Linked DNA regions of Homo sapiens: region 2 is linked to region 1. A link is a contact called in ENCODE Hi-C or POLR2A ChIA-PET data. All regions are on one chromosome and are shown on one strand. The core of a region is the stretch at or near the end of the contact, and the rest is flanking DNA. Distances in the headings are between cores, read along the strand shown.

Region 1 (4,290 bases), core at 1,443-3,942:
CCTGCCTCAGCCTCCTAAGTAACTAGGATTATAGCTGCCCACCACCACACTTGGCTAATTTTTGTTATTTTTTTTTAGTAGAGATGGGCTTTCACCATGTTGGCCAGGCTGATCTCAAACTCCTGACCTCGTGATCCACCCGCCTCGGCCTCCCAAAGTACTGGGATTACAGGCGTAAACCACTGTGCCCGACCTTTTTTTTTTTTTCTTTTTTTGATAAGGAGTCGTGCTCTGTTGCCTAGGCTAGAGTGCAATGGCATGATCTCGGCTCACTTGCAACTTCTGCCTCCCGCGTTCAAGAGATTTTCCTGCCTCAGGCTCCCAAGTAGCTGGGATTACAGGCACCCACCACCATTCCTGGCTAATTTTTGTATTTTTTAGTAGAGACGGGGTTTCACCATGTTGGTCAGGCTGGTCTCGAGCTCCTCACCTCAGGTGATCCACCTGTCTCGGCCTCCCAAAGTGCTGGGATTACAGGCATGAGCCACCGCGCCCGGCCAAGAAAATTTTTTAGAGATTGGGAGGAGTCTTGCTATGTTGCTCAGGCTGGTCTTGAACTCCTGGCCTCAAGCATTCTACATCCTTTTGCGTCCCAAGTGCTGGGATTACAGGTGTGAGCCATGTCCAGCCTAATTAAAAAACTTTTCTTTTTTTTTTTTTTTTGAGACGGAGTTTCACTCTTGTTGCCCAGGCTGGAGTGCAATGGCACCATCTCGGCTCACTGCAACCTCCACCTCCTGGGTTCAAGCAATTCTCCTGCCTCTGCCTCCCGAGTAGCTGGGACTACAGGCGCGTGCCACCACACCCAGCTAATTTTATTTCATTTTTAGTAGAAACGGGATTTCACCATGTTGGCCAGGCTGCTCTCAAACTCCTGACCTCAAATGATCAGTCCGCCTTGGCCTCCCGAAGTGTTGGGATTACAGGCGTGAGCCACTGCACCTGACCATATTTCTTTTTAATACAGACAGGGTTTCACCATGTTGGTCAGGCTGGTCTCTAACTCCTGACCTCGTGATCTGCCTGCCGTGGCCTCCCAAAGTGCTGGATTACAGAGGTGAGCCACAGCGCGCCCGGGCCAAAGTTTTAAAAATACAAAATGAGGCCGGGCGTGGTGGTTCACGCCTCTAATCCCAGCATGTTTGGGAGGCCTAGACGGGCGGATCATGAGGTCAGGAGATGGAGACCATCCTGGTTAACACGGTGAAACCCCGTCTCTACTAAAAATACAAAAAAAAATTAGCCAGGGTGGTGGTGGGCGCCTGTAGTCCCAGCTACTTGGGAGGCTGAGGCAGGAGAATGGCATGAACCCGGGAGGTGGAGCTTGCAGTGAGCCGAGATTGCGCCACTGCACTCCAGCATGGGCGACACAGCGAGACTATGTCTCAAAAAAATAAATAAATAAAATAAAAAAAAAATGCAAAGTGAGCAGGGTGTGGTAGCACGCACCTGTAGTCCTAACTACTCAGGAGGCTGAAGTGGGAGGATGGCTTGAGTGCAGGAGTTCAAGGTTACAGTGAGCTATGACTGCCACACTGCACTCCAGCCTGGACTACAGTGAGAGCCTGTCTCAAAAACCAACAAGCAAAATACCCACCCACACACAGCTTAGTTTACATATATAGCAAAAATCTTCTTCCAAGCCACCTAACTCCTTTGTATATTCCTTGCCCTCAAATTTACTCAAAATAGTATCTCCCTTTTTTTAATATTTTGGAGACTCTTCCATAAATATCTATTGAGAACACACTATGTGTGATTTCCATGTATTTATTTATTTTACTTAATCCTCACAGCCATTATGTAGACGAGGAAAGTGAAGCTCAGAGATGGGAAGTCACTTGCCTGAAGCCGCAGGTTGGTAAACATTAGACTCTAGGTAATTTGATAATTTGTGTCCATTTATGAAGTGCCTGCTGTAGCCAGGCCCTCAGGATTGTCCCAAACCTTTATAGTCACTCTTACAACAAATACTGAGTGCCTTCATGTTTCAGGCAATGGGCCAAGTGTTGGGGCTACGGTGGAGAGGAAAACAAAGGCTTAGCCCATGGTTGAGGGAGGTTCAATTGTTCACCCCATTTTTCAGGTAAGAAAACCAAGGAAGAGAAGGGAAAGAAAGTGTCCTGAGATCACACGGTCACACGAAAATAGCTGAGGCACGGCGCGGTGGCTCACGCCTCTAATCCCAGCACTTTGGGAGGCCGAGGTGGGAAGATTGCTTGAGCCTGAGTTCGAGACCAGCCTGAGCAAGAGTGAGAACCGCCGTTTCAACTAGGGGAAAAAAAAAAAAGCCAGGCGTGGTGGGACACACCTATATTCCCACCTGAGGTGGGAGGATCGCTTGAGCCCAGGAGGTCGAGGTTGCAGTGGGCCGTGATCGCGCCACTGCACTTCAGCCTGGGCGACAGAGTGAAACCCTGCTGCACAAATAAAAGAGAAAAGGGAAAAAGAGCGGAGACAGGCAGCCCCGCTTTACAGGTAGGGAAAGTGAGGCACAGAGAAGTAAAACGACCTACCCAAGGAAACCCATCTAGTAAAGGCAGGGACCGGGATCGCAGGCTCTTGGAGCTCACCAGTCCCCGCCGGGCGGTGCTTGGCCCCTCCTTCCCCTCCGGCGGGCGTGGCCCGGCCGGGCCCGCCCCCTCCCCTGCGCGCGTTCCTGGCAGCCCGGCCGGCGTTTCCTGCCTGCGTCGCTGAGCTGGCGGGCGGGCAGCCCATCTGGCGGCCCCCGCGGGGCGGCGCGGGGAGGCGGCCCAGACTTGCTGGAGCCAGGCGCCGGCCCGGGGGCCCCCCTGCCCGCCTGGAGAACCCAGGTGTGGCCGCGGCGGGGGTGGGGGGTGGTGCTTTCCTTCCCGCTCGCTCGGCCCTTCCTGACGCACCAGGGCAGGATGCAGCCTCCTCCCGTCCTCTCCTCGGCCTCCGCCTCCCGCGCCCTGGCCCGGAATGCTGGAGGGAATCCAAACGCAGGGCGGGGAGGCAGGGGCAGGCCCCTGAGGCCCCGCCCCTGATAGCCATTTGATACCACCGCTAGTCTTGCCCGTGTTTGGGGTGACTCAGCTTCCCTGCTTGTGCAAGAACAGCTGAACTCTGACCTCCTGAATGGCCGACTCTTGCCTTGCTCCTCAGGGACCCCAGACACGATCGTAGGAACCGGAGGTACTACTGCCCTAAGCCATAGCGCTTGACATTATCCATTTATTCAGCAGTTTCAAGTCGCGGCAAGCGGCGTTTGACCACTTCTGTTCCCTGCCCAGTGCTTAACTGGTACCTGGTGCCGGCCTGATGGAGGCTCTGAAGGCTTTCCCTCAGAAAGCTGGACCCGCCCTGGGAAGCAGGTCCTAACCCCCCTTCACAGTCGAGCACAAGACCGCTTCATTCACACTGCAGGAGCCAGCCCTGCTGTCAGACTGACGGTGCCAAACCCCCTTCTCCAATGCTGCCCCCAAAAGGAACCAGGGATCCATTATCCTGATCATGTCAAACGGCACCACGGTGAATACGAGTCTTGGAAGCCAGACACTCTGGGTTCACATGCCCCCTGGGCCCGCCCTTACGGTCTCTGCCTCAGTTTCCCCATCGTAAGAATGATGTAGGTACCTCAAAGTGTTGTTACAACGATTAAGTAAATCTTAAGATACATTTGAAACTTGAACACGGGTTTCAATTGTGCAGGTGCACTTAAACGTGGACTTTTTTTCTACCTCTGCCACCCCTGAGACACCAAGACCAACCCCCTCCTCTTCCTCAACACAGAGACCAGGATGAAGATCTTTATTTATGATGATCCACTTTCACTGAATAATTTTTTTTTTTTTGAGACGGAGTCTCACTCTGTCCCCCAGGCTGGAGTGCGGTGGTGCAATCTTGGCTCACTGCAACCTCCGCCTCTTGGGTTCAAGTGATTCTCCCACCTCAGCCTCCTGAGTAGCTGGGACTACAGTCGCCTGCCACCATGCCAGGCTAATTTTTGTATTTTTAGTAGAGTCGGGGTTTCACCATATTGGCCAGGCTGGTCTCGAACTCCTGACTTTGTGATCCGCCTGCCTCTCTCGGCTTACTGCAAGCTCTGCCTCCCGGGTTCAGGCCATTCTCCTGCCTCAGCCTCCCGAGTAGCTGAGACTACAGGCGCCTGCCATCATGCCCGGCTAATTTTTTGTATTTTTAGTAGAAACGGGGGTTTCACCATGTTAGCCAGGATGGTCTCGATCTCCTGACCTCCTGATCTGCCCATCTTGGCCTCCCAAAATGCTGGGATTACAGGCATGAGCCACCATGCCTGGCTCTTAGGAT
Region 2 (4,007 bases), core at 927-3,426, 1.2 Mb before region 1:
AGGCTGAGACAGGAGAATCACTTGAACCCGGGAGGCGGAGGTTGCAGTGAGCCGAGATCTCGCCATTGCACTCCAGCCTGGACAAAAAGAGCAAAACTCCGTTTCCAAAAAAAAAAAAAAAAGACAAAAGTTAGCTGGGTTTGGTGGTGGCCACCTGCATTCCCAGCTATTCGGGAGGCTGAGGCTGGAGAATCACTAGAACCCGGGAAGCAGAAATTGCAGTGAGCCGAGATTGTGCCACTGCACTCCAGCCTGGGTGACAGAGCCAGAATCTGTCTCAAAAAAAAAAAAAAAAAAAATTCTTGCACGGTGAGTAGGGCCTCTGAGTTCCTGTCTGTTTGTCACCCGAAGGTTTATTCTCTTCCAGGTACTCCAAACTCGGACTGTGTCCTGTACACATTCTCAAAGCACCTCCTACTTTTTGGCATCCCTTAATACTTTCACACACACTTGCGTCTGCCCCCTGGGTCAATTCTGACTTCTCAGAGGCCAGGCACTGCATCTGGTTCATCTGGTTGTGTCACTGTGGAATCCCCACCCCCTATCATGTCATGGTATCTGCCTCACAGCAGACCTTCTTTTTTTTTTATGGAGATGTGGTCTTGCTCTGTCGCCCAGGCTGGAGTGCAGTGGCGCCATCTGGGTTCACTGCAGTCTCGATCTCAAGATCTCAAGTGATCCTCTTGCCTCAGCCTCCGAGTAGCTGGGACCACAGGCATGTGCCACTCAATATTTGTTGAATGAATGTATGAATGATATAATGACTGAAGGGGATGGGCTTGGCCTTTGGGTAGAAGACTTTTTTGTTTTTTCTTTGAGACGGAGTTTCGCTCTTGTTGCCCAGGCTGGAGTGCAATGGCGCGATCTCGGCTTACCGCAACCTATGCCTCCCGGGTTCAGGGAATTCTCCTGCCTCAGCCTCCCGAGTAGCTGAGATTACAGACATGCACCACTACGCCCGGCTAATTTTGTATTTTTAGTAGAGACGGAGTTTCTCCATGTTGAGGCTGGTCTCAAACTCCTGACCTCAAGTGATCCGCCCGCCTCAGCCTCCCAAAGTGCTGGGATTACAGGAGTGAGCCACCGCGCCGGGCCGGGTAGAAGACATTTTGTTTATACTTTTACAGAAGGGATTTTCAGGAAAGGGTAGAGGAGAGGAGGAGGGCTGGTGAGGAAGGCCAGCCAAACCCCCCACATTTCCCTGCTCCAGGTTTCTCGGCATTACCTCTTTACCCTCAAGGCTGGACTTAGGGGCTAGGTGAAGCCCTTAGGCTTGGCGTTCAGTTCCTAGATTCTGGGTAGCATGTCTCTATTTTCTCATGTTTCCAGTGGGGATTAGGGTAATATTCACCTGGGAACTGTGAGGAGCCCCTGGGAAGAGAGGGCATGGGGGTTAGAGTGTTTGAGGGGCTGCAGTGATGATCACGGTCTCAGTAACCTCCCCTCACCCACCTCACCACCACCCTCCCTGCCCCGCACAGTCAAAGCCCTCGCACTATTTTGAGGAAACTTTGGTAAGTCAGTTTCTTCCACTCCAGAAGGTCTCAAAGTGTAGTCCCTGGGTGCTTATTGGAAATGCAAATTCTCAGGCTCCACCCTGGCCTTTCGAATCAGATCCTCTGGGGGCGGGGCCCGGCAATACCAGGTGATGCTGGGGTGATGCTGATGCCCTTCCAAGGTTGAGACCTAGTCTCTACTCTGATGTCAGCTCTCCGAGAGACACTCTGGCCTGCTTTGTTCCCTTCCCTGTCCCCAGTGTCTGGCATCGAGTAGGCTGCCATAAATATCTCTGGAGTGCATAGTAACAGTGATGATGATAATAGCAGCTAGCCATTGATTGAAGACCTCTTGTGTGCCGGTCTCTGCGTTAAACATTTCTGGAGGCTTAACTCATTTAAGGAGCTACCCCAGCCATCATTTTCTCAGATGGTGAAACTGAGGTTCAGAGAGGCCAAGCGCCGTACCCAAAGGTCACTCAGCGGGAGAGCTGGCAGGAAACCTCGCGTCTGCCGGTGCCGGCGCCGCCCCTGCCCCTCCCCGGAGCCCGGCGGCCGCGCGTGTCCGCGGCCCTGCGAGGGCTCCCCGGCTCCGGACAGCCCAGGGCGGCCGGGGGAGGAGTGCGCTGCGACGGCCGTGGCGAAAGTGCGGTTGTGGATGCGCGGAGAGGCCGGCAGCGGTGGCAGCGGCAGCGGAGGAGGAAGCTGAGCAGGGCGGCGGCGGCGGTGGAACCTGCGGGGCTGGGGCGCGCGCCATGGGCCGCCTGCACTGCACTGAGGACCCGGTGCCGGAGGCCGTGGGCGGCGACATGCAGCAGCTGAACCAGCTGGGCGCGCAGGTGGGCCCGGCGGCGGGGCGTGGGGCGCGGGGCCCAGGTGATTCCAGGATCCGGGCCTGGGGTGGGGGGGACGTCCGGGGGTGCGCGGGAGTTGGGAGAGACTAGACAGAGCGGCGTCTTGTGGGCGTTTGGGGTGTGTGAGGTGGGTTCGGGGCGAGGCTAAGGTGAGCTGGGGTCTGAGGAGAGTGTGGGGAGCCAAGGGATCTCCGGAGGCCTAAGGGCCACCTGAGGGGTCCGAAAGGCTTTGTGGGGTCTCAGAGATGGGACTACGGGACCTCTGCGGGGTCCTGGGGCCGAGGAGAGCTTTTGGGGTCCTAGAAGAGGGACGGAGGGGAGTCTAGATGAGGCTGAAGGAGTTTGGGGAACTGAAGGAACAGACTAAGGGCGTGGGGAGTTTTGGGGAGCAGTGGGGTCCAAAGGGAGATAGATGTTTGGCAGGGAGGCCGAGGAAGCCTGAGGGGAGTGGGAGGGCCCGAGAATCTGAGGGGGCCCGGGGAAGCTTGGCCTGGGCTGCCGTCTTACATCTCAGTGTGACATGAGTGTCAGTAATAGCCAGGCCCCACTGGGGCTCTGTGGGCCTGAGGGGCTCGATCTGGGACAAGGCTGATGACACCTTCCACCTCCACCCAGTTAAGGAGAGTCACTGGGATTCACATGGAAAGAAACCTTATACACTGTGTACAGTGGGGGTCTTCATCCTCGATGGTAGGGGAGCTAGCAAAGCCTTTTTCTCCCCCTTCAGGCTGCAGGTGCCAACCAAGGCAGTCTTGGAGGCATCCTGCTTCTGTGCTGGTTGGGATGCCTTTTCATACCACCAAGGCTGCTGAAATAGGTGAGAATGACACTTCTCACCCCCACTGGGAAGATACATCTATTTCCCCCGCTAGGTTGTCACTTCCCAGGAGGTAGCGCCCCTCTTCTTTCATCTCCATACCCCCCACAACTTCCCACACAGTAGTGCTGCTTGCGAGATAAAAACCAAACTTAGAACTTGTAACGACAGGAAGGTTCTAAGCTTGAGCTATGCAATAGAAAAATTTGCAAGCCACATTTCTAACTTTGCATTTTGTAGTAGCCACATTTAAAAATTAAATAGAAATGGAAATTAATTTTTTTTTTTTGAGACGTAGTCTCATTCTGTCACCCAGGCTGGAGTGCAGTGGCGCGATCTCGGGTCACTGCAACCTCCGCCTCCCAGGTTCAACCAGTTCTCTGTCTCAGTCTCCCGAGTAACTGGGACTACAGGCACACGCCACCATGCCCAGCTAATTTTTGTATTTTTAGTAGAGATGGGGTTTGACCATGTTGGCCAGGCTGGTCTTGAACACCTGACCTCAGGTGATCTGCCCACCTCAGCCTCCCAGAGTGTTGGGATTACAGGCGTGAGCCACTGTGCCCAGCCCTGAGTTTATCTTATGCAAGCATCCTAGAGTTTATTTACACAAACCTACTGCACCCTAGGATATATGGTATAGCGCATTGCTCCTAGGCTACAAACCTATACAGCATGTGACTGTACTGAATACCATAGGCAACTGGACTATAATGGTAAATATTTGTGTGTTTAGACAAATCTAAATAGAAAAGGTACAGTACAAATACAGTATAAAAGATAAAAAATAGGCCGGGCACGGTGGCTCACACCTACCCTAGGACTTTGGGAGGCCAAGGT

The links. A loop is a pair of places that touch in the nucleus more often than their neighbours do. ChIA-PET counts read pairs that join two places held with the same protein, here RNA polymerase II (POLR2A). Pooled maps may share reads with other maps.
Region 2: a pooled map shows a loop between it and region 1 (3-fold over the local background). The contact joins the promoter of COMMD7 here to the promoter of HM13-AS1 in region 1. A Hi-C loop is called at or near these places in 2 of 50 pooled maps. POLR2A ChIA-PET finds 5 or more read pairs at or near these places in 2 of 52 experiments (Caco-2 and activated CD4-positive, alpha-beta memory T cell).

The regions. Positions count from the first base shown.
Region 1 is chr20:31,571,665-31,575,954 of GRCh38, reverse strand. HM13-AS1 (HM13 antisense RNA 1) reads left to right here and starts at 2,692. Exons shown (of 3, transcript NR_046853.2): 1 at 2,692-2,813; 2 at 3,032-3,156. It overlaps LOC107985416 (a long non-coding RNA gene), which reads right to left and starts at 2,945. Exons shown (of 3, transcript XR_005647051.2): 1 at 2,517-2,945. RefSeq lists silencers at 741-910, 2,413-2,992 and an enhancer at 2,794-3,335.
Region 2 is chr20:32,741,636-32,745,642 of GRCh38, reverse strand. COMMD7 (COMM domain containing 7) reads left to right here and starts at 2,176. Exons shown (of 9, transcript NM_053041.3): 1 at 2,176-2,335. The coding sequence starts at 2,252. RefSeq lists enhancers at 681-1,625, 2,513-3,340 and silencers at 1,921-2,150, 2,331-2,400, 3,385-3,559.